Regions from separate parts of the Homo sapiens genome. Here region 2 is linked to region 1. A link is a loop called in an ENCODE intact Hi-C map of the cell type or tissue named here. Cell type or tissue: IMR-90. All regions are shown on one strand. Each heading gives the region's core, and the rest is flanking DNA. Links, peaks and the distances in the headings are about the cores only.

Region 1 (16,450 bases), core at 5,396-10,395:
AAAAAAGAATGAAATATAAATTTTCAAGCTAAAAAGTACAATGTCTGAAATAACATTTACTGGATGAATTTAAGAGCAAAGGATTAGTTAATTAGAAGACATCCATAGAAACTATCCAGTCTGAAGAATAGAGAGAAGAAAAATTATGTGAAACAGTGTGTGAAGAGAACTTTAAGGTCCTGTGGGAAAGTATCAAATAATCCAATATATATGAAATTGGCTTCCCAGAAAAAGAAGACAGGGAAAAGGAAAACATTTAAAAAATAATAGATGACTAATGGAAAAATATCAAATTATAAATCCACAAAGCTCAGAAAACCCCAAGCAAGGCAAGTACAACAAAACAAAACAAAACAAAACAAAACAAAACAAAACAAAACAAACATCTAGGCACAGTTTAGCCAAAGTTGTCAGAGGAAAAAGATATCACATACAGGGATCAATGATATAATTAATCACCTACTTTTCAACAGAAACGATGAGACAGATACAATGTAACAACATCTTCAAAGTGCTGAAAGATAAAATGTGTCCATCTGGACTTCTACATCCAACTAAAATATCCTTCAAAAATGAAGATAAAGGCTGACCTGCTAAAGGTATATTAAAAGAACATTTTCAGACCAAAGGAAATAATACTAAGTACCAACTCAGATCAACAGAAGAAATAAAGAACACCAAAAATGTTTTTTCAAAAGTAGGTAAATATACAATATTTTTTCTTCCTTTTTAAAAAACATAGCTCATTGTTTAAAGCAACATTTAAAACACTGCATTGTGGCATTATAATGTATGTTGATATATAGCATGTGACTGGGAATTAATGGAATGTTATTGTTTCTGGGCTTTTACATTTTACATAAGGGGGTCAAACATTCACTCTAGGTAGGCTGTGGTAAGTCAATAATGCGTGTTATAATACCTAATTACTTTAAAAATACAAAAATGTATAGTTAAATCCATGGGAAAACTAAAATGAATACTACAAAAATGTGAGTAAGCAAAAATAATGTAGGAAAGGAGAAACAAAGGAAAATGATGGGGTAAATAGACAATAAATAACAAAATGGTAAACCTAAATCCAACTATATCAATACTTACACTAAACATAAATGGATTAAACACTAACTAAAGACAAATATTGCCAAATAATATAAAAAAGCAAGATTCCACCATAAACAGTCTATCAGATATGCACCTTAAATATAAAGATACAGATAGGTTGGAAATAAAAGTAAAAATATATACCATGCAAACTGTGAGCAAGAGAAACGGGATATGACTGTGTTCACCCTAGAGAAATGCAGGCTTCAAACGAAGGAATATTAGTAGAAGTTAAAGGCATTTCATAATGATAAAAGATCAATTCATCAGAAAGACATAATAATTATAAATGTATATGCAGTTAATAATAAAACTTCAACATATAAGGAGCAAAAACTGACAGAACTAAAGAGGGGACCAAACAAATCCACAATTATAAAGACCTAACATCACCCTCCCAGTAATTGAAAGAATAACTAGGTGAAAAATTAGGCCGGCAGCAGTGGCTCACGCCTGTAATCCCAACACCTTGGGAGGTCGAGACCATCCTGGCTAATACGGTGAAACCCCGTCTCTACTAAAAAAAAAAAAAGAAAAAATTAGCCAGGTGTGGTGGCGGGCGCCTGTAGTCCCAGTCCCAGCTAGGGAGGCTGAGGCAGGAGAATGGCATGAACCCAAGAGGCGGAGCTTGCAGTGAGCCGAGATTGCGCCACTGCACTGCAGCCTGGGCGACACAGGAGACTTCATCTCAAAAACAAAAAAATGGGAGATTTTGATACTAAGAACCATCTTGACCTAACTGACATTCACAGAATGCTGTAACCAGTAACTTCAGAAGATATATTCTTTTTAAGTACATAAAGAGCATTCATCAAGATAGACCATATGCTGGGCCATAAAACAAGACTCAAATTTCAAAGGACTGGCATTTTACAAATATGTTTTCTTACCACAGAGGAGTTAAATGAGAAATTAATTACAATAAGATCTCTTGAAGACTGCTAAATGAACTGTAGGTTAAAGAAGAAATCACAAGAAAAATGAGAAACTTTCAAAATGAATGATAATGAACATATATCAAAATTTGTGGAATGCAGGTAAATCAGTTATTAGAAGAAATACACTTTGAAATGTTTATATTTTAGTTAGGCTGGGAGCTTGGCTCACTCCTGTAATCCCAGCACTTTGGGAGGCCGAGGTGGGCAGATCATTTGAGGTCAGGAGTTTGAGACCAGCCTGGCCAACATAGCAAAACCCTGTCTCTACTAAAAATACAAAACTTTTTATTTTTGGGTGTGGTGGCACATGCCTATAATCCCAGCTGCTCAGGAGGCTGAGGCAGAAGAATTGCTTGAGCTGGGGGAGTGGAGGTTTCAGTGAGCCCAGATCGCACCACTGCACTCCAGCCTGGGAGACAGAGCCAGACCACTGCACTCCAGCTGGTATTTAGTTCAAGAAAGATGTAAAATCAATGATGTAAATTTTCACTTCAAGCCACTACAAAAAGAACAAATTAAACTCAGTTAAACCATATATATGTAAATAATAGAAATAATAAATGTAAAAGTAGAAATCAATGCAATAGAAAAGAATAAAGAAAATTAACAAAAGACACAAGTTGTTTCTTTTTTTGGTGATATTATCTTATATATCTTTTTTATTTATTTTATTTTTTTATTATACTTTAAGTTTTAGGGTACATGTGCACAACGTGCAGGTTAGTTACGTATGTATACATGTGCCATGTTGGTGTGCTGCACCCATTAACTCGTCATTTAACATTAGGTATATCTCCTAATGCTATCCCTCCCCGCTCCCCTCACCCCACAACAGGTACCGGTGCGTAATGTTCCCCTTCCTGTGTCCGTGTGTTCTCATTGTTCAATTCCCACCTATGAGTGAGAACATGCGGTGTTTGGTTTTTTGTCCTTGCGAAAGTTTGCTGACAAGTTGTTTCTTTGGAAAGAGTAATAAAATTTATAAACTCCCAGCAAAGCTGATTCAAGAAAAAAAATAGAAGCAGAAATTACTAATATCAGGAATAAAATAAAACTGTAGCGCCTATAGACCAGCAGTCTCCAACCTTTTTGGCACCAGGGACCAGTTTTGTGGAAGACAATTTTTCCATGAAATGATTGGGGAGTGGGTGGTTTCGGGATGAAACTCTTCCACCTCAGATCATCAGGTATTCAATTCTGATAAGGGGCATACGCCTAGATCCCTTGCATGCACAGTTCACAATAGGGTTAGTGCTCCTATGAGAATTTAATACCACCGCTGATCTGACAGGGGGCGGAGCTCAGGCAGTAATGCTTGCTCGCTCACTGCACACCTTCTGCTGTGTGGCCCAGGTTCTAAGAGGCCACGCACCAGTACCTGTCTGTGGCCTGGGGATTGGGGACCCCTGCTATAGACATTAAAATAATAAAATAAGGGTGACTTATGTCTTTATGACAGTACTGGAAAAATTGGGTAAACATAGAGTAAAAATGATCCTCAGCTTCTACCTCACATAATATACAGAAATTAATCAGACGGATTATTACAGATCTGAACCTAAAACCTAAAAGTTGAAAGTTACTAAAAGAAAACATAGGACAATATTGGACCCATTAATTAAAAACAGTAAGCCATAGACTGTGAGAAAATATTTATAATACCCATATCCTACAAAGGATTTATATAGAGAATACATAAATAACTCTTACAAGTCAATAATTGGAAAAACAAATAAGAAGTGTAATAGATAGACAAAATGCTTGGACAGATACTTCTCAAAAGATATGTACAAGAATAAATGCTCAAATATCATTAATCATCAGGGACATAAAAATTAAAACTATAATAATATATCATTTTATATCAAATGTTGGTGAGACTGTGGAACCCCTAGAAATTTTGTACAGTGCTGATAAATATATAAAATGGTACTGTTTGGTAATTTCTTATGAAGTTAAACATAGAACACTTATCACTCAGCATTTCTACTCCTATAAACTTAGCCAAAGGAACAGAAAATGTGTCCACAAAAATATGTGCAGGAGGGTATTCATGGAAACTGGGATTTATTGAAGAGAGTATATGGGAATTTTCTGAGGTGATAGAAATATCCTCTGTTACATTTACCAAAACTCATTGACTTGTATGTATACTTAAGATTTGTGACTTTCACTGTATGTTAATTTTAGCACCCCCCTCCCCACAAAGCCAAGAAACAAACCTCATGAATGCCACTATTTCCCCTTGAGAAAAAGCAACAATGTCGCAAAACATTGATAAAAGGGAGTGAAAAGTATTCTTAAATGAAGATCCTGAAGCCTTTGTATACTTTCTAGTCATTACTCCCATTTGTCTGTTTTGTGAAAATAATAATAGTTTCTATTTATGTAAAATGTTTAAAAGAAAGCTAAACTAATAACTGGTAGAAGCATAACTTCCTAGACACTTAGGAAGACAATTTAACAATGCCTGTGAAAACTCAAATTGCTCTTACCTTTGACCCAGCAACCCCCCTTGCTGACACCTGTTCCACAGAAATATTCACATTAAATGTATAAAGATACGTGGACAAAAATTCCACCGTAGTATATCTTGGAACAGGAGCAAACTAGAGACTGCTAAATGTCTACTGACAGGGGAAGAGTTAACAAACTATGGCACCTCTATGCTAACAAATACTGTGCAGCTGGTAAAAGAAAATATAAATATTAGATGTCTATAAGACAGTCTTGTTTGAAAGAAGCAGGCTGCAGAACAAAATGCACACGATATTATCTGTTTTGAAATAACTTCCTCCATTCTCTCTTCTTTTTCTCTGCTTTTCTCCTTCCTTTTTCTTTGTGAATGCATAGAAAATGACCCGAAGGATACACATTAAACTTTTATCAGTGGTTACCACCTGGAGAGAGGGTGTGGAGAGGTGGTGAGAACTTTCATTTTTTTTTTTTTTTTGCTTTCTATATGCCTATATTGTTTGATTTGTCTTCTCAATGGATGTGTGGTTGTTTTGTAATTTAAAAAAGAAAAGAATGGCTTGCACCTGTAGTCCCAGCTACTCCTTCGAAGGCTGAGATTGGAGGATCGCCTGAGTCAAGGAGGTGGAGGCTGCAGATGGGATCTCACCACTGTACTCTAGCCTAGGTGACAGAGTGAGACCCTGTCTTTAAAAAAGAAAGAAAGAGAGAAAGAAAATAAAAGAAGAAGAAAAAGACAAAAGGAAATGAAGGAAAAGGAAAGTGAAGGAAGGAAGAAAAAGGAAGGAAGAAGAAAAAACAGAAGGGAGGAAGGAAAGAGAGGGGAGGGGAGAGAAAGGAAAGGAAGAGCTGGGAGGGGAAGGAGAGGAAGGAAACAGGAAGGGAGACTGCAGGTCTCTGAAATGCAGAAGCAAAGACAATCTAATCGTCAATGTTCTGAATTGCTCAGGGCTTGGCAGAATGATCCTTCTAGTCTATGGACCATAGATTTGATCTCTGCACCTTGAGAAGGTAGTGAATATTTCTTATTTTTAAAGACAGAGTAGTCGATTCCACAACTTCCCTTGGTAACATTTTTATGTATACTGATCTTTACCTTCAGGTTATTACTTCCTTATATCTGAGTACTTCTGTCCCCAGGCTAGAAACGGAATCAGTGATCATCACATATCATCACACACAATGTTAACTTTCAGTTAATCTCGTTAATGTTAAAGGAGGAACAATGACTTGGAGGACAAAACTCCCTCCCCCCACCCCATAAATAAATAAATTATATATATATATTTATCCTATCACTTTAAAGCCAGAAGAACTTGAAGAACAGTGGTGTACTGTACCTGTACAGCCTTGGAGTCAGGCAAGAATGAAAGCCAGCTCTGTCTCCTAACAGCTGTTTGCTTTGGGCAAACTAATTAACTTTCTTGAGCCTCAGTTTCCTTATTTGGAAAATAGTTAGAATCATAATAGTAACGATGATAATAACAACTCCTAACTTGCAGGCCTTTTGTGAGGATTACAAATAATTAATTGGCCAGGACTTTGAGTATTATAAAGAATTAATTGGCCAGGTTCACCCCTGTTATCCCAGCACTTTGGGAGGATGGGGTGGAAGGATCCCTTGAACCCAGGAGTTCGAGATCAGCCTGGGCAACATAATGTGACCCTGTCTGTACAAAACAAACAAACAAACCTGGGTGTGGCGGCGCATGCTTGTGTTCCCAGCTACTCCAGAAGCTGAGGCAGGAGGATGGCTTGAGTCCAGGAGGTTGAGGCTGCAGTGAGCCATGATCGTGCAGTGGCACTCCAGCCTGGGTGACAGAGTGAGATCCTGCCTAAGAAAAAAAAAAAAAAAAAAAAAAAATGAAAGCACCCTGCTCATAGTAGGTGTTTAATCATGATTATATTTAATGGAACCCCCTAAAGTAACCTAAAATGCTACTGGAGATAAGAACCCATCTCTCTTTACTTCAAGGTCATAACTCCATAACCGTTTGTTTCAAGGTTGGCTCTCTTTACAACAGGCTTTTGTGAGGTAGTCTCTTAATGATAACATTTGGGCTATTAGTAATTTACTGACAGTTGCTCATAGACACCTGCCTTGTTGAGATCCATGTTATAGTTCATAAGAGCCTAATATGCACGTATTCTGGGATGTGAAGGGTTATTCTTTAGATGAGGATTGTGGACCGCAGATGTCCTTCAACCTCACTGGAAAGGTCCACACTACAGGAAATGGGATTACACTTCATCAGGAGGGATTTAGGTTAGATGGGAAGAAGAACTTTCTGACTGATGATTTCCTTCCTTGAAATCTTTAAAAATAGACTAGTTCCCCATTTGTCAATTTTCAAGATGCTGGGGGTTAGAATAGATGGTTTTTCAAGATCTCTTTTAATTCCATGTATTGCTTACGTCACAGGGCTGTATTTCTAAGAGCCACAAACTTTATTGCAAATGTGTATAGAGACAATTTAGAGACCCTATTTTTTTCCCAAAGCAATAGGAAATGCTTTCTGTCTTGCCTGCCTCTTGAAGGGCCTATAGAATAACACAAAATTGCTTTAGCAAGTTAAAGAATAATTAATGGAAAATATGCAGAAAGAGATTTTAAAAATTATTGTGTAATAAAAATTTATATTTGTATTGCACATTAAAAATGTTACTATAGGTATTATTATTTACTCATTATTAGATGTTTGAGTCAAACCTAAAACGGCATCTAATTGAGTCTGAAATCTAATTCGTTGAATGCCATTGAGTCGTGAACCCACCGTGCTGAAAAATGAGAATAAATATAAAGTAACACTGCCATCTAATGGATTCTATGTGTTACTGCCATTGTCTGAGGCAACATTTAAACTCAGATCTAATTCTAATTAATCACTGATATATTCCACCACCTTATTTTGTGTTTTTAATTCACCTTTTTTTTCTTTGTATTTTGTCCCTATAATCTGTTGGATTGATTTTTTAAATTCTTTCTTTTGTCATTTTAGGATATATTGTATCACTGTTTTCTTTTATATTTTATCTCATACTATTTTTATTATGAAATAGTTCAAATATACAAATGAGTATATGATGACCTATGTGCCCGCACCTTAGCTTTATGAAATTTTAATAAACCTAACTTTCTGCTATAAGTGCTTCAGATTTTTTAAAAGGAGAAAACATTACAGATTTAGTTGAAGACTGTATATTTCTTCTCAATTCTATTTCCCTCTGTCTCCAGAGTTCATCTTTCTCATCAGTTTGATGGTTATTAATTCCATACATGGTTTAAGGTTTTATTCTGTATTTTCTAATTAAACAATATATTTCAGCAGTTTTAAATTAAAAAATGTTTATATAAATAATATATCTGCTGCATTAACATTATATTTTTGATATTCATTCATGTTGATTCATCTACTTCTGGCTGATCATTTTAATACCTGTATAGGAATATTATATATGTACATTTTTTCCAACTTATTCTTCTGTTGATGGACATTGAGTATTTTCCCCAAGTTTTCCTTTCATCAAGCAATGTTAGAATGATGTTATTTTACATTTCTTCATGTACACATATGTGAGAATTTCTGTAAAGTGACTCATTTGCTTATGCATCTCCTAAAATAATCTTGAAAAACTATGTAATTCCTTAAACATTTTATTTTAGAGACAGGGTCTTGCTATGTTGTCCAGGTTGGAGTGCAGTGGTGTGATCACAGCTCACTGCAACCTCAAACTCCTGGGTTCAAGTGATCCTCCCACCTGAGCCTCCCAAGTAGCTAGGACTACAGCTACATGCCATCACACCCAGCTAATTTTTAAAAACATTTTTTGTAGAGATGGGGTCTTGCTATGTTGCCCAGGCTGGTCTTGAACTCCTGACCTCCTGGGAGGTCAAGTGATCCTCCTGCCTCGGCCTCCCAAAGTCCTGAGATTACAAGTGTGAGCCACTGTGCCTGGCCTCCTTGAACATTTTCAGGATAACATTAAAAATTTTTTACTTTAAATTTCAATAGTAGAAAATGATGTAGTTTTTGCTTTATTAAAATATTAATATTTTAAAATACAGTGGTTCAGATATTGAGGCAGCACCACCATCAGTATAAAGAAACATGAAGATGCTCTATTGGAATAGTCAAATTTTACATTGTTCCTTTTTCTCCTTACACTCACATTTCCATTTCACTCCACAGAGTTTTATCCCAATGCATTCCTTTAATGTATGAAAATATTTTCTCAATCATCTTCATATTTCTCCATAATAGACTATAAATCAAAATTTTAAAAAACATTTTTTCTCTGTGATTAAAAGACTGAAAGGTAAAACATTTTATTCTGTATTGAGTTATTAGCACTATTATTAGTAGTATAAAATTAGTCAAAGCAAGATAATAATTATTTTGATAAGTATTAAGCATAAATATTAAAACTTTAAATACTAAAAACATATTTTGATGAAATATATTTGAGCTTCTTTTTCAATTACAGGCATACCTCAGAGATAGTGCAGGTTTAGACAGTAGCATTCTGTCTAAAAACCAATGTATATACTTAAATTAAAATACTTTATTGCTAAACAATGCCAGCAACCATCCGAATCTTCAGTGAATTGTAATCATTTTACTGGTGGAGGGTCTTGCCTCGATGTTGATGGCTGCTGACTCTTCAGAGTGGTGGCTGTTGAAGGGTGGGGTGGCTGTAGCAATTTGTTAAAATAGGATAATGAAGTTTGCTACATCCATTGACTATTCCTTTTATGAAAAATTTCTGTCTTGCAATGCTCTTTGATAGCATTTTACCCACAGTAGAACTTCTTTCAAAATTTGGGTCAATCCTTTTAAACCAGCTGCTGTTTTATCAACTAACTTTATGTATAATAATATTCTAAATCCTTTGTTGTTATTTCGACAGTGTTCACAGCATCTTCACCAGGAGTAGATTCTATCTCAAGAAACCACTTTTTGGCTCATCCATAAGAAGTGACTCCTCAACTGTTTCATCATAAGTTTATAGCAATTCAGTCACATTTCAGGCTCCACTTCTAAATCTAGTTTTCTTGCTGTTTCCACCCCATCGGCAGTTACTTCCTCCACTGAAGTTTTGAGCCCCTCAGTCATCTATGAGGGTTGGAATCAACTTCTTCCAAATTCCTGTTAATGCCGGTATTTCAGCTTCCTCCCATGAATAACATATATTCTTTCTTAGTGGCATCTAGAATGGTGAATTCTTTCCAGAAGGTTTCAAATCGCTTTGCCCAGCTCCATTAGAGGAATCGCTATCTATGACTGTTACAGCCCTACAAAATATATTTCTTAAATAATATGACTTGAAAGTCAAAATTAGTCCTTGATCTGTGGGCTGCAGACTGACTGTTGTGTTAGGCATGAAAACAGCACTAATCTCCTTGCATATCTCCATCAGAGCTCTTGGGTGGCTAGGTGCATTGTCAATAAGCAGTAACGTTTTGAAAGAAATTTTGTATTCTGAGCAGTAGGTTTCAATAGTAGGCTTAAAATTATTCAGCAAACCATGCTATAAACAGATGTGCAGCCATTCAGACTTTGCTGTTCAATTTATAAAGCCCAGACAGAGTAGATACAGTACAATTCTTAAGGGCTCTAGGGTTGTTGGAATGGTAAATGAGCGTTGGCTTCAACTTCAAGTCACTAGCTGCATCAAACCCTAAAAAGAGAGTCAGCCTGTCGGCCAGGCGCGGTGGCTCACGCCTGTAATCCCAGCACTTTGGGAGGCCGAGGCGGGTGGATCATGAGGTCAGGAGATCGAGACCATCCTGGCTAACAAGGTGAAACCCCGTCTCTACTAAAAATACAAAAAATTAGCCGGGCGCGGTGGCGGGCGCCTGTAGTCCCAGCTACTCGGGAGGCTGAGGCAGGAGAATGGCGTGAACCCGGGAAGCGGAGCTTGCAGTGAGCCGAGATTGCGCCACTGCAGTCCGCAGTCCAGCCTGGGCGACAGAGCGAGACTCCGTCTCAAAAAAAAAAAAAAAAAAAAAAAAAAAAAAAAAGAGAGAGTCAGCCTGTCTTTTGAAGCTTTGAAGCCAGGGATGGACTTTTTGAAGGCTGTTTCATCTACATTGAAAATCTGTTGTTCAGTGTGGCCACCTTCATCAGTTATCTTAGGAAGATCTTCCAGTTTACTTGCTGCAGCTTCTGTGGCAGCAAAAGCTCTTAAAGATAAGGAGGGACAAGCAAAGTAATCTAAGGATGAGCAGCCAGTGAGGTTGGGAGAAAATCGAGAGAGTGAGGTGTCTTGATAGCCAAGTGGAGAAAATATTTCAGGAAGGAGGAAGTGATCATTTGTGTTAAATGCTGCTGAGAAGCAATCTTATAGCAATATTTCCAATGGAGCAATAGTGGTTATAGATTAAAGCGTGTTCAAAAGAGAATGAAAAGAAGGAAGACAGACAGTGAATTTCAGTAAGTTTTTGGAGTTTTTCAATAAAGGGCTGTAAAGGTGAGGAAAGGCATGGATATGCTATTTGGAGAAATGAGTCAAGACAGGATTTCTATTTAAACGTTTCTTTTAAAATTTCAAAATATACATACTGAAAAGAGTACTACACTTATATATATAGTTTTAAAATAGTTATAAAGATACTACTCATCTCACTACTAGCTGAATCAAGAATAGAACATTTCAATACCAAGAAAATACGAACGTCCTGTTTTTCCCAGTATGCCTACCCCTGTAGGAAGATTTACCTTAATGGTAGTCATTTCCCTGCTTTCCATTACTTCCTGCCCATGTAAAGTTCCCTACAACATACAGTTTTGTTTTTTTTCTTATATATAATATATATGGGATCATAATGTATATTCTTCTGTGTAAAAACACAGGTGTTTTTTTCACTCAATATAATGTTTGTAAGGCCTATATTGTTAATGAATCTAATTTTAAAAATTTTAATTGCTATATAAGTAACTAGAGCTTGTATGTTCTACACTATAATAATTTATTTCATCTTTGATTAGCACTTGGATTGTTTTGTGATTTCGGCAATTAGAAATGATGCTACAGGAGACTCGTTCTCACCTAAGGAGATTTTGCTTCCTAGGAGACATTGGTCAACGTTTTGAGACTTTTCTTATTGTAACAACTGGCAAGTGCTACTGGCATCTAGTAGGTAGAAGTTGGAGTCCTGCTAAACGATCTACAACGCACAGGACAGCCACCCATGACAAAGAATTAACACACCTATAAAGTCAATAGTGCTGAGCTTGACAAACCCTGCTCTGGGTTATATTGTTGGGAGAGAAATTGCTGGCTGATAAAGTATATTTATCTTCAAACTTATACAATACTACCATTCTGTTTTCTAGAGTGATTGTATCAATTTACACTGCCATCATCAGAGTGGGAGGCTTCCCGATGCTGTATATCTGCACCAGCGCTAAATATCACCAGCTTAAAAATATTTTGCTCCAGGCACGGTGGCTCACGCCTGTAATCCTAGCACTTTGGGAGGCTGAGGCGGGTGGATCACAAGGTCAGGAGATGGAGACCAGCCTGACCAACATGGTGAGACCCCGTCTCTACTAAAAAATGCAAAAATTAGCTGGGCTTGGTGGTGTGCACCTGTAATCCCAGCTACTCGGGAGGCTGAGGCAGGAGAATTGCTTGAACACAGGAGGTGGAGGTTGCAGTGAGCCGAGATCGCGCCACTGCACTCCAGCCTGGGTGACAGAGCAAGACTTCATCTCAAAACAAACAAACAAACAAAAAAACAAAACTATTTTGCCAATCTACAAAGGACATGAACAGATGCTTCTCAAAAGAAGACATACAACAAACATGAGAAAATGCTCAACATCACTAATTATCAGAGAAATGCATATCAAAACCACAACGAGATACCATCTCACACTACTCAGAATGGCTATTACTTAAAAAGTCAAAAAAGAACAGATGCCGGTGAGGCTGTAGCGAAAAGGGAACACTTAAACACAGTGTTGGTGGGGATGTAAATTAGTTCAGCTCTATGGAAAATAGTTTGGAGATTTCTCAAAGACCTTAAAGCAGAACTATCGTTTGACTCAGCAATCGCATTACTGGGTATATACCCAAAGGAAAACAAGTCATTCTACAAAAATGACACATGCACATATATGTTCATTGCAGCACTATTCACAACAGCAAAAACATGGAATCAACCTAGGAGCCCAACAGTGGTGGACTGAATAAGGAAAATGTGGTACATATACACCATGGAATACTACACAGCCATAAAAACAGTGAAATTGTGTACTTTGCAGCAACATGGATGTAGCTGGAGGCCATCCTTTTAAGAGAATTAACGTAGGAACAGAAAACCAAATAGTGCATATTCTCACTTCTAAGTTGGAGCTAAACATTGGGTAAACATGGACATAAAGAAAGGAACAATAGACGCTGGGGTCCATGGGCTGAGGGTAGCAGGGAGTGCAACAAGGGTTGAAAAACTACCGAGTGGGTGCTATGCTCACTACTTGGGTGACAGGATCATTTGTACCCCAAACCTCAGTGTCAGGCAATATACCCATGTAACAAACCTGCACATGTACCTCCTGATCTAAAATAAAAGTTAAAATTACATAAATTATCTTTGCCAATCTAATTAATTATATTTCATCAGAGTTTTAATTAGTATTTCATTATTAGCTAATGGGGTTAATCACTTTTACAAGTCTTTGTTGGCCAGGTTGATCAATTTTAAAAATTGGCTTATCTTCCTCATCCTCATTTATTTGTAGGTATTCTTTATATAATCTGGCCTCTGGACAGTTGTTGGTTATAGGTTGTTCATATCTTCTCTGTGGCTTGTCTCTGTATTCTTATGTGATTTTTTTAATGTATAGAAATTCCTAATTTTAAATAACAAATATTTCTCTTTAGTGCTTTTTGTGAGGTGCTTAAGAAATCCTTATGTACCCCAGATTCATGATGATTCTCCTAAAATCTTTGGCATTTTACCTTTTTCATTTAGATCTTTAAATCACCTGGAAATGATTTTTGTGTAGGGAGTGTGATATAGTGTTCAATTTCACTTTTTCCATATGGATAACAAATTTACCTTTTATGACTTATTGGAAAATCTGTTCTGCTATTCCACCTTTCTCATAAATCAATAATCCATATATATGTGAGGCTTGGTTTATGGTCTGGTGAATCTGTCCCATTGGTCTATTTTGCAGGTTCAGCCCTCCAGGAAGCAGACTTTGAGACTCTGATAGAAGGGAGTTTGTTAAGGAGGGTGATTGGGATCAACACATGTGGAAGGGAAGGAGCGAAAGCAAGATTGAGCAGAGGGAGAAGCTGGGCTGCAATTCAGTCTCAACAAAGCCTCAGTTGACCATATGGGAAAATGAAGACAAGGTGGTTACTGAGAGTTGTTCAGAGTCGGGATGAGGGGGGCATAGCCTTTATATTCCATATCAATTATTGGATACAGGCTCTTTTCAGCTGAAATAAATAATTTATTCTGGCAGCACACCCAGCTTCTGGGAAAATAAGCTCTTTGATCCCAAAGGGATTTCAGCGGTACATCACAACATTCACTACAGCCCACCTCTTGAGCTGCTTGGATTTATTTCTTCATTTGAGGAGCAGATCTTCTAGGATTCTGGAAGACCTCTTTTAGAAACCAGTAGGAGGAAAGCGAATGGGACAAACTACAACCCTTGCAATGTAGGCATTCTTAGGACTGAAACTGATACTCGTAATCTTGCCTCTCTGCTCTCTATTCTAGATTTTCTCACCCTCATCTAGCATCTCTGCTGGTCTTGGTGGCTAACTCAGTGTTACAAAACCTTAAACCTTGAGGGTTCTGAATCCTTGGTTACCATGCCCTTCTCAGGCCGTGACTGCTGCAATCGTTCATCTACTGTCAAAATTGGCAACAGGGTACTGATTCACCCAAAGATATCACTTACATGCAAAACATTCTTCTCTGCTATCACTGTATAACAGCAGCTTCACCTCTCCTGATGGCAGGGTCAATACCCATTGCTGTAACTCCTCTCTTACCTGCTGACCTTTGACACAGATGTTCAAGTGGCTTGAGCAGCAACCATAGCTTTTGTTTCAGTGCAACTCTTGCTGTGTGTCAAGCACTGTGGAGGGTCTGAAATTTTACATTACTTGCAAGCTAACAAGTTAGCTTGCTGTAGTTTCACAGACCATAGTGGAAGACTTAAGACTCCAATTCCTAAAGGGCAACATGAAAAAGACCAGGTAACACTTGCACATGCTGTCGGTTGCATTCTAGGAGAGCAATCCCAAGTGTAGGAAATCTGAATCTTTTATAATGGTTAGCAAGCCTCCTGAGGGAGACACTATTTCCAAAACTGTTCACTGTAAAAATAATCTCAAGAAGATATTCTGGATCAAACAAAGTCAGTGCCACTTCTCAGAACAGCTTCAGAAACACAAGAAACCCATGGAGAATTTTCTCCTGGCACTATTGTTGTTTTATGTTTTGCTTTTACATGTTATAAACCTCACAGTATTTTAGTCATTGTATTTGCTAGAAAAAGTAATTTTCTTTAAAAAATATTTTATATTTTAAAATTCTCTATTACCTATTTTAAAAATTATTTGTGGTGCTCTCTGTATCGTTCTGTAGATCAAAATTTCCATTTGGTATTATTTCACTTTAGACTGAAGAATTCTCTTAGCCCTTTTTTTTTAGTTTTGAATCTGCTGGCTATGGATTATTTTAGATTTTATTTACCAGAAAATATATCTTTCTGGATACATTTTTGAGGAATTATTTTTTTTTTTTACTGGATATAGAATTCTAGATATAGAATTCTGGATATAGTATTTTTTCTTTCAGCATAAATTTTTTTTAACCTAATAATTTATTTAATTCTCCTCAAGTAGAGATTATTTTTCTCCCTTTTATTTTTAGTTGACATGTAATAATTGTACATATTTATGGGATACAGAGTGATATCTCAATACATGTAAACAATGTGTAATGATCATATCAGGGTAATTAGCATACTCATCACCTTAGACATTTATCATTTCTTTGTTTTGGAAAGATTCAAAATTCTCTCTTCTAGCTTTTTGAAAATGTACAGTAGATTACATTACAGTTAACCATATTTGCCCATCAGTGCTATAGAACACTAGAACTTATTCCTCCTATCCAGCTGTAATTTTGTATCTGTTAACTCTCTTCCTATCCCCCCCTCCACCCTATCCTTTCCAGCCTGTAACAACCACAATTCTACTCCCTATTTCTATTAGCTCAACTTTTTAAAGCTTCCACATATGACTGAGAACATGTGGTGTTTATCTTTCTGCGCCTGACTTACTTCATTTATCATAATGTCCTCCAGGGTCATCCACATAGCCATGAATAACAGGATTATATTACTTTTTATGACTGAATAGTATTCCATTATATGTATATACCACATTAACTGGATCCGTTCATCTATTGATGCACATTTAGGTTGATTCCATATCTTGGCTATCATGGCTAATGTTTCAATGAACATGAGGGTGTAGATATTTCTTCCATATACTGACTTTCTCTCCTTTGGATAAATACACAGTCATGGAATTGCTGGATTATATGGTAATACTATTTTTATCTTTTTGAGAAGACTCCATACTACTTTCCATAATGGCTCTACTAATTTACATTACCAGCAACAGTGTATAAGGATTCTCTTTTCTCCACATCCTCACCAGCATTCATTTTTTTTTGTCTTTTTGATAAGAGCCATTCTAAATGGGGTGAGATATGACCTCATTGTGGTTTTGATTTACATTAATCTGATAATTAGTGATGTTGAGTATTTTTCATATACTTCTTAGGCATCTGCATATCTTGTTTTGAAAAATATCTATTTAGATGCTTTGCCCATTAATCAGATTTGTTTTGTTATCGAATTTCTTTCTTTCTTTTCTTTTTTTTTTTTTTT
Region 2 (16,450 bases), core at 5,361-10,360, 370 kb before region 1:
CAGTCAAATGCCTCTAAGGTCCGTGCCTTCTTTCTCATTGGTTACTATGCTCCTTTTGACACAGGTTGCAAGCAAACCTACTAAATGAGTACTAGCAGGTTATATGGTTAGTGCAAGTGATGAGGGAAATGGAAGCATAGTTTTAAAATCCAAGTTCAGGCACACACATTCTTCAACATTTTAAAATTCCATGAGCACTGCCTTCCTTAAATGGGGAGGATTTGCAGATTGTCAGGTGGAAGCAGTCATGAAGGTATAGCTCATTCAGCTCATTCTGCAGTACGCTCTCCTCCTCAAACACTCCCATCTGAAATGGGTCATCGAGATGCATGCAGGAAAATAAAACCAGCCACAACATTTCCCAGTAATCCAGGCTACCAGAAATGAATTTATAGTCTACAGAGGACTGTGGTGGGGGGGGGGTCCCCACTATATTTTGTGCTTTAAGCTATTAAAGGAAAGACATAAAGAAAATATGCTTCTGAAGATTAGGGTGTTTCATGCTGTTCATTTAGCAAGATTAAAACTGCAAACAGAAAAGGAGGACACATCTGAGAGAAGGACTTAGATTGCAGCATTAGGAATTTGTGTTAGACAGAAGGAAGTATTTTCTGACAATAAGAACTGTTAAATACCAGAATGGATTACTGTGGGGCCTTGTAATGTTTTCTCTTCTCTAAAACTTTTCATTTTTATTTTGAGTGTAAATAAGTAGGGGGCTACGGAAGGAGAGAAAGGAAACATTTGTAAAGCACAGAAGATGTAATGTACTGCGCTGAATTAACTTTATCTGTTGTCTTATATAATCTTCAGTTTAATGGTGTGAGGCGAGTATCAACGACTCTATTTTTACAGATAAGGAAGCTGAGAATCACAGAAGAGCCAATGGCAGAACCAGGATCTGAAGCAGGTCTTATTGAACTCAGGTTCATTCTCCTCACTGTGGAGTCTAAATGACCTCAGGTCTTTTCTTTTTTGGTCTTAAGCCTAATTACAATAAAAAAGTTTGTATTTCCAGAATAGTCAACATTTCCATAGTAATGCAGTTTACCAGAAAAGCTGACAAAAACAAAAGAAGTTGTTTTTCTAAGATAATGGGACCCCAAGGGATTTCACCAAGATAGCTGCCAGTTGAGGGATCAGGGTCATGGATGTGCAAATGACTGGGTCCTGGATGGAGGGTAGGGAAGGTTTGCCTACCCACAATGTTCTGCACAGGAGCCAGAAGTCGGGCACTGTGTGCACAGGCATGTCTATGCTGTTCCCTAGATCCCTTCCCTGAAGACCAGGCATCACCCTTCCTCCCTAACATTTTCTCCTTTTGTATTCTATCTCTGCAAATGAGACCACCATCTCACCAGCTGCCCATGTCAGGCTCTTCCTCAAAATCACCCCTCACCCATTTATGCAGATGTAGTGTAAAAAGGGTGCCTTCTTGTTTACAAAAAAACAAAATGCACAGAAGACTAGAGCTGTGGAAATAGGAGAGAAGGAAAATACACAATTTAGGGAACCTAAATACTATGACCCACCATTTTCTAACACAGTCACTAAGCAACATTAAAAAAAATCATATTACTTGACATAAGAATTCTTTGGTTTTGAACACAGTGCAATTGTATGGACTCGACGACATTATCTAGATTTTACCATCTGATTTCAAAGTTGCTAAAAAAAAAGGTCTAATATGTAATATGTGTCCTAGCCCTTTATTTAATTTCCTCTTTCTTTTATAACACAGTTTTGCTGTACTTACTGAATTTTAAATGTCCTCAAAATCTAAAATTCATTTCATATCTCTTCTATGAGCAGAGATGAAAGAAAGGATCATTGAAAGGGAATATAGTTCTGTTGATTAAATAATTACAGAATATATACATTCATTTGCTCTTAATGAGCCACAATGCTTTTCTTAAAATTGTCTCAGTTTCTAGGAAGAACCACACTAATACCAAGGACTTACAGAGTATTTCTAGGTATATCCGCTGTCAGGAGAGATACATGTGTGAACATAAAAACCAGCGGAAGGCTTCTCACCTAGACTCAGGGACTCATGCTGCATGCGTGTTGGGGGCAGTGTGGTTGCTGCATGCAAACACTACTTGAAAGGAAAAGTAACCCTCTGAGTTTGAGTAAAACTTGGCTTCTAACTCAGAACTAATTCAAAGAAACGCTATATTTCCATTTATAAACATTTCAAAGAATGTTACTGCTTTCTAGAAACCTGTGGCAGGTAGCTTCTTTTATCCTGGAAACTGTTAGGGCTTTCAAAATGGCCTAAGAAATATTCCACAAAAATTATAGCATACCATTATTTTGCACTAAACTCCTGCACTAGGCCCCAACAGACTGGACTAAAAGTTAAAATGGAGTCACTTATGCTCACCAAACCAAAACTGGGTAAATCAGGAGAGACAGAGAAGTCAAAAGAGAAAGACAGCCTAATTTCCCAAACAGGCCAGTTTCTATCTTAAATCAGCATGACAATGAAGTTCCCTCTGTTTTAATCTTTACAATAGAGTAACTTGAAGTAACCTGATGTTAAGCAGTTATCTATTGTTCTGTCTCCCTGTCCCTTACATGGACGTAACTTTGAAATGACCAAGCTGCTTTCCGTTCTTTTGTTTCTGCTTTCTTCTGCCCCTTTTCTGTCTATAAAGCCACTCTCCTTTGTTTGACTAACTGGAACACTTACTCTATTTTACAGAATGTGGTGTTGCCCATTTCTAGAATTGCAATAAAGCCAACTGAGATCTTTAAACTAAATTTGTTGGAATCACAGAAGTGATCACAGTGATATCTAAGAAAAACATGTATTACATATTTTAACTATCTTTTAGTAACTGAAAGTACTTTTTTCTCATTTATGTATTTATTTATTTTTGTACATGAGTAAGTTCTTTAGCGGTGATTTCTGATTTTGGTGCACCCATCACTTGAGTAGTGTACACTGTACCCAATGTGTAGTCTTTTATCTCTCACCCTCCTCCCGCCCCTTCCCTGAATCCCCAAAGTCCACTGTATCATTCTTATGCCTTTGCATCCTCATTGCTTATGAGTGAGAACATACCATGTTTGGTTTAACGTTCCTGAGTTACTTCACTTAGAATAATCGTCTCCAATTCCATCCAGGTTGCTGCAAATGCCATTATTTTGCTCTTTTTATGGCTGAGTAGTATTTCATTATATATATAATGAAATATATATATACCACATTTTCTTTATCCACTTGTTGACTGATGGGCATCTGGGCTGGTTCCATATTTTTGCAATTGTGAACTGTGCTGCTATAACATGCATGTGCAAGTATTTTTTTCGTACAACTTATTTTCCTTTGGGTAGATACCCAGGAATGGGATTGCTAGATCCAATGATAGCTCTACTTTTAGTTCTTTAAGGAATCTCCACACTGTTTTCTATAGTGATGTACTAGTTTACATTCCCACCAACAGTGTAAAAGTGTTCCCTTTTCACCACACCTGTGCCAACATCCATTTTTTTTTTTATTATGGCCATTCTTGCAGGAGTAAGGCAGTATTGCATTGTGGTTTTGATTTGCATTTCCCTGATAATTAGTGATGTTGGACATTTTTTCATATATTTGTTGGCCATTTGTATATCTTCTTTGGAGAACTGTCTATTCATGTCCTTAGCCCACTTTTTCAAAGGAATGTTTGTGGTTTTTTTCTTGCTGATTTTGTTTGAGTTCCTTGTAGATTCTGGATATTAGTCCTTTGTTGGAAGTATAGATTGTGAAGAAAAGTACTTTTAAATCACTATTGTAGATACTTAAAAGAGAACTCTGACATATGGCAAAAATAGAAGCAGGGCCTCGTGATACCCTCTGTGAAAGTCTTCCAGAATATTCTGAGAGACGAAGCAGATTCCTACTCCACACTCCTGCAGTACACCTCTCTTACAGCCCTTGCTGACATCTGGTGTGACCAGAAGAATCTGCTTCCATCTCTGTTACCCCCATAAAATTGAATGCTACAGTGGCAGGGACTGGGGTTTACTAGCTAATCTTTGGATCCCCAATGCTTAGTGCAATATCTGACACACGGCAAGCATTCAATGACTATTTGTTAAATGTATGACCAAGAAAAGTATCTTTTCTGATAAAGAAGTTCTTCCAAATTTGCCCCCAAACTCCAAAAAATGAACTCTGTCCAAAGCAGCAAATCAAAACAAGGAGGAAAAAATCCATGTGTTTGTGTAATTCTGAAGGTATGAAAAGTGTTCTAGATTAACAACTACGGCAATAGAATAAAATTTATACATAATAGCTTAAAAAAGATTTCTTGTAAAGAATAATTTTGGCCTCTGTTGGCATTGGTTCATATACATGTATAATTGCCTAAGGCATTTATTTATCTATTTATACTGAGGTGTACACAAATCTTAACATGTTCGATGTATCTTTACACATGTACACACCTATATAAACACCACTCAGACCAACATATAGAATACTTACATCACCATCACCACAGAAGGTCCTCTTGTATTTTTCCTAGCAATACCATTCCTGCACCCCTATTTATATAACCATAGATTAATGTTGCTGCTCCTTGAATTTCATATAAAGGAATCATGTGTTTTGCTTCTTTTGCTCAAGATAATATGTAAAAACTGTGTATGCTGTTGTAGTTATCAGTATATAGTTTTCTCCCTTTCATTGCTGTGTAGTATTCCATTGCATCATTATGCCAGAGTTTGTTTAGCAATTTTTTCTGTTGATGGTTATTTCTAGTTTTTGGATATAGTAAAATAAACATTCTGCTTTGAACATTTTTGTACATGTCTCTTGTTGGATACAGGCATGCATTTCTCTTGGGTATATACAGGGAGTAGGCAAACGTTTAGTAGATACTACCAGTTTTCCAAGTGGTTGAACCATTTTACACTCCCACCAGAAATGTATGAGAGTTACAGTTTCTCCGCATCTTGGCCAACAGTTGATATTCCCAACCATTCGAATTAGTGTGTAGTGGTACTTTCTATACTTTTGACTGAATAATTTGTATTCTAAAAGGATAATATAATCTGGATTTATTAAAGCACTAACTGGACTTTCTTGGTAATGACAGAATAAATAGTGTCTGTCATTTGTGACTAACATTTTAAATTGTCTTAAACTACTGTGTGACTCAGTAGTTCAAGACAACTGTAAAATATTAGGCTTTTTTTCTGACTTTTGTCCCTTCTATGTCGGACTTAGCAAACTCCCAACTCTTTAAGCATCTGTTTGTCCTCCTCTTGAGGTGTATAGACTACATATACATCACACACACACACACACACACACACACACACACACACACACACACACACACAGAGTTCTTAGACAATTTAGGCATTGAAAAAGAACTGAACTTAGTATTCTGAAATGTTTGTTTGAACATTAATAATGTAAACATTTTAGAAGCTGTTGGATAGTAGTTTTTACTAGATTTCTTCTATGGACATAATTCTGAAACATCATTATACACTAAACATAGAACCATATTTGTCAGTTTATAGCCCTGTAGCTTAGTTAAGGGGCAAACCACATTCCCTCTAAAGAGGTCACGCAGTCACATTTCCATTTGTTGTGAGTCTTCCCATTCACCCACGCACAGAATTTAAAAATGGGGAACCACAGCAACTATTTTGGCGGAGGGAGGCTGAAGGACAATAATCAGTGTACACATGCTGCCATTTTTTCCTTGTAGTTTAGAAACTCTGAATTAGTGTAGGAATTATTTTTTTTAAGTCAACAAACATTTGCAGAGTGCTACTTGGTGGCCAACACTCAGTGCCAGTGAATTCTAGGGTATGGTTCTTGCCCTTACAAGGCTCATAGGCTTTACAGGTAAACGTGCGTCACAGGGGTTCATTGTACTGATTATTTCATCACTCAGGTGTTAAGCTTAATATCCATTATTTTTCCTGATCCTTTCCTTCTTCGCACCCTCCACCCTCCAATAGGCCCCAGTGTATGTTGTTCCCTTCTATGTGTCCACATGTTCTCATCGTTTAGCTACTACTTGTAAGTGAGAACATGCAGTATTTGGTTTTCTGTTCCTGTGTTAGTTTGCTAAGGGTAATGGCCTCCAGCTCCAGCCATGTCCCAGCAAAGGACATGATCTCATTTATTTTATAGCTGCATAGTATTCCATGGTGTATATGTACCACATTTTCTTTATCCAGTCTATCACTGATGGTCATTTGGGTTGATTCCAAATACCCATAAAGAAATACATGAATGATAAAGAAAATGATTCTTTGCTATTGTGAATAGTGCTGCAATGAACATGCACGTGCATGTGTCTTTATAATAGAATGATTTATATTCCTTTGGGTATATACCCAGCAATGGGATTGCTGGATTGAATGGTACTTCTGTCTTTAGGTCTTTGAGGAATTGCCACACTGTCTTCTACAAAGGCTGAACTAATTTACACTCCCACCAACAATGTATAAGCATTCCTTTTTCTCCACAACCTCACCAGCATCTGTTATTTTTGACTTTTTAATAATAGCAATCTGATGGTGTGAGATAATATCTCTTGTGGTTTTGATTTGCATTTCTCTAATGATCAGTGATGTTGAGCTTTTTTTCGTGATTGTTGGCTGCATGTACGTCTTCTTTTGAAAAGTGTCTGTTCATGTCATTTGCCCACTTTTTTATCGTTTTTTTTCCTTGTAAATTTGTATGTTTCTTATAGATGCTCCATATTAGACCTTTGTTGGATGCACAGTTTGCAAAAATTTTCTCCCATTCTGTAGGCTGTTTACTCAAAAGAAACATGATAGTTTCTTTTGCTGTGCAGAAGCTCTTTAGTTTAGTTAACTTCCGTTTGTCCATTTTTGCTTCTGTTGCAATTGCTTTTGGAGTCTTTGTCATGAAATCTTTGCCTGTGCCTATGTCCTGAAAGGTATTGCCTAGGTTGTCTTTGTGGGTTTTTATAGTTTTGGGTTTTACATTTAAGTCTTTAATTCACCTTGAGATAATTTTTGTATATAAGGAAGGGGTCCAGTTTCAATCTTCTGCATATGGCTAGCCAGTTATCCCAGCACTGTTTATTGAATAGGGAATCCTTTCCTTATTGTTTGTTTTTGTTAGGTTTGTTAAAAATCAGACAGTTGTAGGTGTGCGGTTTTATTTCTGGGCTCTCTATTCTGTTCCATTGGTCTATGTGTCTGTTTTTGTACCAGTGCCATGATGTTTTGGTTACCGTAGCCCTGTAGTATAGTTTGAAGTTGGGTAGCATGATGCCTCCAGCTTTGTTCAAAAAGAAATATTTAATTCAGCATTTACAAAGCTGAATGACTTTCTCCCCCTCACATAACATCTATTAACATTCTACAGAATTAGTGATCCTTGGAAAACGAGTTGAAAAGCACTACTCTATGACAACGTATGGGGTTGAGCACAAATAATCTAAAATAAAATTTGAAATATATGTATGCATGTAATTTAGTAAGAAAAATAAGAGCTAGTATATCTTGCTTTAAGCAAGCAAAATATATGAAAACCTGGTTTTGCATTAAAAATGAAAGTAAAAGTTAAGAATCCTTCAGGGCTTTGGTATAACCATTATGGGAGTCAATTACCACTATATATTATTACAGATGTAGATGGTGAGGACATCTTGCTATATATCTGTATTAACTATACTATTTTTATTAGTTCAGATATGCTCACATTCAGGTAGTGGCTTTTCTGAATAAATATCTTATTTACTTTCAATTACTTTTTCACGATAAAAGTAGAGTGCAGAACAAATTCTAATTACTTATACTTTCTGGCTGTCTGTACAGCAAATGAGAAGACATTTATTGTAGTATAATGTTGAAGTTCATCAATAATTACTGGGCAATCAACCTACCAAGACAGAAGCTGAGACTATAAAGACAAATAACATATCATGTCTGTCCTGGAAGAGTTCATAGTCAAGCTAGGCAAATGTAAAAAGAAATAACTGTAATACTGTGTGGCTGGAAGTATAATAAGGCATTGAGAAAGTGCTACAGAAACACAGATGACTTCATTAAACAGAATGGGTGATTTATTGCTCCTACAATGAAGTACACACACAATGTCTATGTACAATAAAAATATGACTGCAATCAAGAAACTAATATTTATTGAGCACCTATTACATATTGTAAATGTGCATGCCAGAATTTCTTAATTATCAAATCACTGTTAGTTTCATAGAATTTCATATTGTTCTCAAAAGGAATATAAAATATTTCTTAGATTTTTGGGCAATTTTATTATTCAGAATCAGAGGGAGCCAAACAAAAGTTTAATTTTACATTTTAGAAAAAAGTCTAAGGCAATACCATCATATGCAAGCAATCCCTCAGATTGGTAATCAGAACTATATAGATTACACGTGCTTTCATTTCACAGTTAGAGCCAGCAGAGGGAGTAAACCTCTTCAAAGAAAAGACTGAAGTATATATGGAGAAATGTAAGACTTCAGATGTAAAGAATGCCTTTGATAAAAAAGAAAATTTGAGTACTGAGACACAGATGTCAAATACAGGGAAGTACTTTAACTGTACTTTTAAAACTCATTAAATGTAAGCGTAAAAGCAAGAGCAACCACTGAGTAAACTGAAGGATGCCATCTTATTGCTTTAAAGAGACCCACAGGACTGAAAAGTATTAACTTTCCCATATGAAAGCCCTGTAGGCTGGGCGCGGTGGCTCACGCTGGTAATCCCAGCACTTTGGGAGGCCGAGGTGGGCGGATCATCTGAAGTCAGGAGTTCAAAACCAGCCTGACCAACATGGGGAAACTCCATCTCTATTAAAATACAAAATTAGCCAGGCATGGTGGCACATGCCTGTAATCCCAGTTATTTGGGAGGCTGAGGCAGGAGAATTGCTTGAACCCAGGAGGCAGAGGTTGTGGTGAGTCGAGATCACACCATTGCACTCCAGCCTGAACAAGAGTGAAACTCCGTCTCAAAAAAGAAAGAAAGAAAGAAAGAAAGTTCTGTAAAATGTGTTCTGTAGCAAAATCTGACTGATTGGCATTAACAGGAAGGAATTTCAATAGTCCATGTGCTAATTAGCAAGAGCTACTATCTGATGAGTGCCTGTTTTACTCCAAAGATAAGTCCATATACACCAATCACAGTACCTTGCTGCCTGAATTTCTAAGGCTATGAAACTGCTACCTATGAAGAGTATGAAAATTATCTTGGGCTGGGCACAGCGGCTCATGCCTGTAATCCAGCACTTTGGGAGGCCGAGGTGGGCAGACTGCTTGAGCCCAGGAGTTCGAGACCAGCCTGGGCAACATGGCAAAACCCTGCCTCTACTAAAAATACAAAAAATTAGCTGGGTGTGGTGGTGCGTGCCCGTGGTCCCGGCTACTCTGGAGGCTGAGGTGGGAAAATCACCTGAGCCTGTGAAGTCGAGGCTGTAGTGAGCCGTGATCATCATGCCACTGCACTCCAGCCTGAATTATGGAGTAAGACTGTGTCTCAAAAATAAAAAACAAAAAACAAAAACAACTACCTTAGGAACACAAATTCCTTGTGAATATTACAATAAATTCATTTTTTAACAGAACTACACAGGACTAAGCCTTTCTTTGATTTTCCTCGTGTAGAAGAAAAAATTGAGAGAGAAAAATTTTCTGAATGAAAACCAAGTATTTTTACTCACTTTCATCTCTGGTACATCCACAATATTTTTTCATCTTTGCTCTTCACGGGGTACTTCTTGTACCCTTCTCAGTTGGTATTTTTACCATATTTGGTTCACCTACCAAACAAACTATAAACATAATCTGCATAGTGGAAAATTATTAATAGGAATGTCTGTTTTGCACAGGCCCAAACTCTCTTTTTTGCAGGTTACTATTTTCCCTGTCTTTTGTTTACCTGTGAACCTATAACATGTATAAATAGGAGGTATTTGTTTTTCTTACCTGGGTTAAGAGAAAGAGATACAAGTAGAGAAAGAAATGGGGGTGCCTAGGCTTGAGAATAACTGGATATGGGCTGAGTTCACAGAGAAACCCTGATCAGCACTCCCTCCCAGCCCTATGTGATCCTGTCTCATATGCCACAAGTTCTTTCAAAAGCTCTATTACCTAGTAGCAAAGTGGGCTGGCGTGATCTAGAAGGTGACTCTCAGGACCAACTGGTAGGTTTATTTTTCCATTTTATTATCTGTTTTCTAATTTATTCATTTATGCTTTAAACTTTTCCTGCATCCTAGTTTATACAGGTATATTCTAATTAATTCATCATTATATACTTTAACATGTTTTAATTTTTCATAATGAGTAATATGTAAATACAATCGATGCTTGTTGAAAAGAATTCTTTTTCTTTTGTGCTACTTGGATTGAAGGCTTTTACATTTACAGTCAATCTTTCTTTTCCAGTCATAAAAGCAGTTAGTGCTATGAATTAGCCTCTGTGAATAGCTTTGGTCATATTGTCAGCTTTGATGTAGAGTTCACTGTTGTCATGTGAAGTCACTGTTACACATTAAATAGGCAAGAGAAAAGGGGGATTTTACAGATTGTGAGAAGTTTATAGTGAAATTGGAGTATGGCAAGTTGATAAGCTGAATGGTTGAAATGTCAGTTACCAGGTACCCTTGGGAATAAGTAAAGACCAAGACCCCATGTTGCCTCATGCTCAGTGTACAAAACGTCTGTTCATAATCATTTATGTGGTCATCTACTTGCTGAAGATGATCTAAATATCGGCCATTTATTAGTCTCATCTTTAGTCATCTGTGAACACCACACAGTATAGGGGGTATGTGACTAGATGGACTAAGGGAAAGAGTCCTTGATTGAGATTTTGAAATCTGAGTTTTTGTTCCAGATATACTCTGGATATTAGTTTTAAATAAATATTTATATCCAGATATACCTCTGGATATTAGTTATAAATAACCTTTGTATATTTATTACTTTGCAAAAAAGTAATTTTATATTGTTAGGCCCTAGTTTCTCAACTACAAAATCAAGAAGTCACATTTGATTATTTCTAAAGTCTTTCCAACTCCAGAATCCTATAATTAGAATAAATAAATTCTACATGCTCAGTGACACCATCTGAACATTGCACTGTGTACCAATACATCCAGGTCAGTGATGCTGTTCACAGAAACTTGACATTTACAGAAATCAAACTTTAACCAAGAGGAAAACTGAAAGAACATTAATAATTACTCAATATAATTTGTGATTCCATAAAGCAAAATTGGAATTCCAGAAGAGCCTGTGAAGAACCTTTAAGAGTTATTTAGCCTGAGTGGCAAAAGGCAAAGCCACATATCACTTATCAATGTAGCTACAGGCTAGAGAACAATCATGTCTGCATGTCATGTAACATGGGAGAGGCTGTTGTCTGTCTCGTGTTCTTTTCAGAATCAAGCATCATTGTTCAAACAGAAATGTGTAGTGATTGCGCTTCATTAGGTAAGCATCCAAATTTATTACAAAATATGCTCAGAGTGGCCATTTCAGAAGACATGTCTGTCTCTGAAATAGAAAATTATATATATATAAAAAGACCACAGCAAAAAGGAATGACATGGGATATAATTTTTCTGTTCCTACCTATTGAAATATATCTCTGGTTCGTGTCTTTAGAAATTACCAAAGAGAAAAAGATGATCTCAAATGACTGAAATTACTTATAGACAGAAGGATATTAACCTCCTACGACATATTAAAAAGTTTGGGAGGGAGAAATTTAAGCTACACATGATATCTCTGGAAATTCCATTCTGTTTCATGCAAATGATCAGTGAAAGTTATAATGATACAAAGTTATGTCAATAATAGACTTTTAAAGAACCAGGTATAAATGGCAGTGTAAATATACAAATCATCTTGGTTTCTTTTAAATATTACCAAACAAATATGATCCTAGGACTAAGGCAGAAATTAGGGGGAAAAAGTCTCATAGCTTCTTTGTTGGTGATTAAGGGACCCTGAGGTAAAAAAAAAAAAAAGAAAGAAAGAAAGAAAGAAAAAAACCAACAAAAATCAAGAAGCAATGCTCAAGGTAATAAGTGCTTTCATGTTTCCAGTTCTCATATCTGAGGGCACTGGATCAAGCTAAAGGACAAAGAGATAAGGACAATATTGCAAGTTACAAACAAATGGCAGATAAAAGAGCTCTTCTGGGTTCTGATTAAGTGACAGCATTCTACACATTCTTTTGACTTGAGAAAGTCAGACTAAGAGCAGCGGCTAAGTTCCATGTGAAGCCCCGCTAAATAAGCGTATCTGCATGCTTTCACATTCTGGCAGGACAGGATTCCTCCCCTTTCATTGAACAGAGACATGTTCTCTGGGCTCACAGCAATAATGCGCCTCTGCTTCAACTTCCATAAAAAAGCATAAATGTATATGCTGAAAGCACAGAGAAGTTTTGTGCTTTGGGACGAGGTGGCTGGGAGCCAATGTTTACAATCCCCTGGGTGGGGAAGGCAGGCTGAAAGGCTCAGGACGGCAGGCTTTAAAAGTCTTTGCTGTTGCCGCCAGTGACCTTCGCCTCTGTTTTCAAAGCAGCTCTCACGTTAACCCCTTGGATTCTGTGTGCACTGGAGCTGCACAAAGGAAATACCTTTCTTTGAAGGACACCTCTCTCACGCACATCGGTTTCTGATTTCAGTTGGAGCAGCTCAGAAACACTGGATTAAGAAAGAAGCATGTATTCAATCTGCTGTCAGACCCACGGACATGTCAGCGGTATTGGATCTGGGTTTCGGAGTGTGCTCTGTTGTACAAAGTGAAAGTTTCCAGCTTTAGGCAATGGACTCAAGGTTATAAACCAGGGGATTGTGAAACATGAGCATATTTGGTCTCCAGGGGAGAAGGAAGCATCCAATTTATGCAGAAATGCTCTTTTCCCAGCTAGCCAATGAGAGGCGAGGCTACAAGAGTGGGCTTCCTATTGGGATCTCCTGACTAGAAGAATGGTGCTTAAAATTAAAGACAGGCTAAATTGCTAACAGGCCAACTTAAAAAGCAGCTGAAGAGAAAACACCAATTGTAAAAATGAAAAGGGAGTTTTCCCGTTATGAAATCAAAGCTGACCACATTTAGCTTATTATTATATGTTGTTGTTTCACGGGGAAAGAATTAATAATCTTTTATTCTTAATGCTAAGAAGATCCTACAAAATCTTACCATATATGTGTATTTTTTTAATAGTCTTTACTAAGTTACTCAAATGATGATATTCAAGAGTGGTATTATTTAAGGCCTCAAAATGTTTTCAGGACACAAGATTTACTTTGAAAAAACTGGTTTGATATGTCAGGGACCAGATCAAATGATTTACTTTGAAAAAACTGGTTCGATATGTCAGGGACTAGAACAAACGCTTTGGTCTATGAGAAATTTTGTGGATTTAAAGATGTTTGTCATCTAAACATTGATCATCATGGACAGTGTCACCCCTTTATTGAATGGACAGCATATGGAATCCTGGGGTCATGAATTGTGCAATTCTAATATTCAGAGTCTATGAACTCCTAACACATTTCCTGTCTTCAAGAGGATTAAGATTTCTGGAGAAGAAAATGAAAAGCAACATACACCAGAAAATTTAACCGATTCGCAAAAAAGTCATTAAGTCTTACTAAAATCATCCAATCAAATATGAGACAGGAATGAGAGAGAGAATTTTCTCTTCACATTTGGAGATGAAGCCTGGCCTCTACGTTACCAGGCAGCCATCTATAATGTCACAAAGTACATGTATACTATAGCTGGAAGTCATCTTAGGAATATTTGAGAGAACTGTTTTTCAGGACTAATAATTGGCTCTTAATAAGTGCTTCGGAAGACAGTTAATAACATTTCAGCTTCTCGAAGAATGCTTAATAGTAATCATAACTATCGGCCTGGCTTTCATTACAGACCAAACAACCTGTTCCTTGTTATCTATTGTGGAAGTCAATGGTGATTAAGTAAATATATTTTACTCTAATGCAGAAACTGACTAGAAGGAATGTTTTGAGAAGCTCAAAGAAACCCCAGAGCTGCACAACAGAGAAGACATAGCCAAAGAAAAACAGTCGAAGTTTATCAAGAGTCTTCCGTACGCCTGGCACTTCACTAAGGACTTCACACATTTTATGTTACTTAAACATAAAAACTTGTGAGATAGGCACATAATTTTTTACCCATATTTTAGGTAAGATACTGATATTCAAACATGTTAATAACTACAGTAGTCCCACAACTAGCCACTTGTCAGAGATACAATCCAAACCCAGGTCTAACTCCAGAGTCTGCAAGTAACCACTGAGTATGACAACCATGCAGGCAGACAGCCCTCTACCACTGCAGAGAAGCCCCCGGGAAACATATTTCACAGCTCTAACCAATTGGTGTACATTGCAATTACTATTTTATTGGGGACTCCAAGGCATGTCAATCTTTTAAGAAGGAGGCTGTGTTCAGTTGGAGATTTTTCATCGTATTACTGAATTAAAAGTCACATATGACTTCTATCAGAGGTGAAGAAGCTGCAATACTTGGTTTCTGCAATAGATTTACTAACATTTATATATTAATTTCACATTTTAAATGGAATCTAAAAGTAGCAGATGAAATTATGCTATCACAAATTTTCATGTTTTACAAGCCAGTTGGAAAATGTTTTATTCACAGGCTACAGGATCCATATTCTCATCATTCCCAGTCTGGGCCCCTCACTCCTACCCAAAGCTTTTAAGATGTTGTTTCTTATTTGTCTCCATAAATGAATCTTGTCTTAAAAAAAAAACTGCTGTGAAATCAAAGAAAATAATTGTTGCCATCTTTTACAGTAATGACATGTCACTTAAAAAGTTTTCAGCTTAGACTCCGTTTTCTGAAGCAGCTTCTATGAACTAATAACCTAACAGCTCTCCATGAACTTTAATTATTGCAATAGAATTATTAGGCACCACCAGTTACAACTGAACTCCTCCACACACAGTATAAAGTTAAAACTGTACAAATGAAGCCAAAATATGCACAGCTAAAAGGAATGTTACAGGGGGGCCTCTCTTAGCGAACAAAGCAAGCTCAGTTTGGCTCTTTTTCCCTCGCGCTACCACATCCGCACATCGTTAGCTGGAAAATTCCTGATATATGCTGTAATTTTTTGTGCTTTTTTTTCCCCCAGTACACTTGAGGCTTTAATGTCCAGATGCCATTTTCCCCCTTATCTGTCCCTGTTTGGGGTTCTGCCAGCTATGGTCAACAATTAATACAGCCGAAGAAAAAATACAGTACGCTCCCTGGCAACTGGTACAGCCTTGCAGGAAATACCAAATAAAAACTTGATTATGTATTGTTTAACCATTTTGTTTGCCTGTAGGCCACCCTGTCGTCGGTGTAATTCAGACGAGCATGCTTCATCTGGACGGTCTGTGCACTGCACCATTGTTCCCAGAGTCTGTCACGCACAATCACTGGCTTCAGCCTGTGGCCCTCTAAATGAAAGGAGCAGATTTGTGGCAGCTTTCCAACCTGCATTCCTTTTAATTAGTCAACTTGTGGCCCAATGTTATAATAGATAAGTAACCTCTTAATATTCATGTAATTAATTTATTTTTTTCTCATTCAGTTATAAGCCTTTGCATGGTGGAAAAAAGGCTTTTTCCTATATGGGCTCTGGCTTATGAAATAAGCATGCTACTATTATAAAGAACATCAGAGACCATGTCTCAATGATTCTCCAGGAGGACAATTCCAGAAACCACAGTATGCCCATAACTATATTTTAAGCATATTATTTTTGCATTTAAAATAGTAACTGATATCTTCCTTTTGCATGAATTTGATGTATGTAAGATGAATCATCTTGCCAACTTCAACTGGGCTGATAAATTTTAACTAATAACTTAGTTCACTATCAGAGAGACAGAAAGCTTTCACATTTTAGGATCCCTTTTAAAGCAAGGCTGACATGAAAAGTGGCCAGGAGTTCCCAAAGTACTAGGAAGTCCTCTACTCTAGACCTCGATTAAGTCAATAATTAAACTGCTGATGCTGTTAGCTATTAGCACATGATGAACCTTTAAAAAGATAAGTTGATTTCTATAAATACTAATAATGCCTCTTGGTAACAGGAATCAGAATGGCTTCTAAAAGCTCCATATTTAAGTTCTTTCAACTATTTACATTTTTCTACTAAACCAAATTCTCCTCAAAGGCAGTAACATCATTTTTACTTATTTCATGTCCTCATGGACAATACACATGGTGGGTGAAATACAGATATATCTGTACTACTCTCACATATTCTTAGTAGCACTTCTCATGAGATTTATGAGACATTTACAATGTCACATCAACAATTAATTCATTCATTCATACATATACAAATGTGCCTACTAGGTGACAAGCATTGGATCTCAGTTGCAAAGATGACACACAGATGATGAAGTCATCATATCTGTTCTCAAAAG

What was found. Hi-C counts contacts between places; a loop is a spot of excess contacts. Peaks named below come from ENCODE experiments on the same cell type or tissue, not always from the same donor. Only the 100,000 strongest peaks of a DNase experiment are listed, where the experiment ranks them.
Region 2: it touches region 1 in a loop (12-fold over the local background); 43 of 110 quality-filtered maps call a loop at or near these places.

What each region holds. Positions count from the first base shown.
Region 1 is chr7:93,048,485-93,064,934 of GRCh38, forward strand. No RefSeq gene overlaps it. Among named protein-coding and RNA genes, the nearest start is that of SAMD9, 61 kb to the right of the region's middle. In IMR-90, for the core only: a CTCF peak has its summit at 7,336 (motif pointing left); a DNase peak (open chromatin) is centred at 7,297.
Region 2 is chr7:92,683,297-92,699,746 of GRCh38, forward strand. The region is part of intron 4 of CDK6 (cyclin dependent kinase 6); the gene reads right to left. Among named protein-coding and RNA genes, the nearest start is that of FAM133B, 100 kb to the left of the region's middle. RefSeq lists an enhancer at 12,104-13,303. In IMR-90, for the core only: a CTCF peak has its summit at 8,414 (motif pointing right); a DNase peak (open chromatin) is centred at 8,425; H3K27ac peaks cover 185 bases.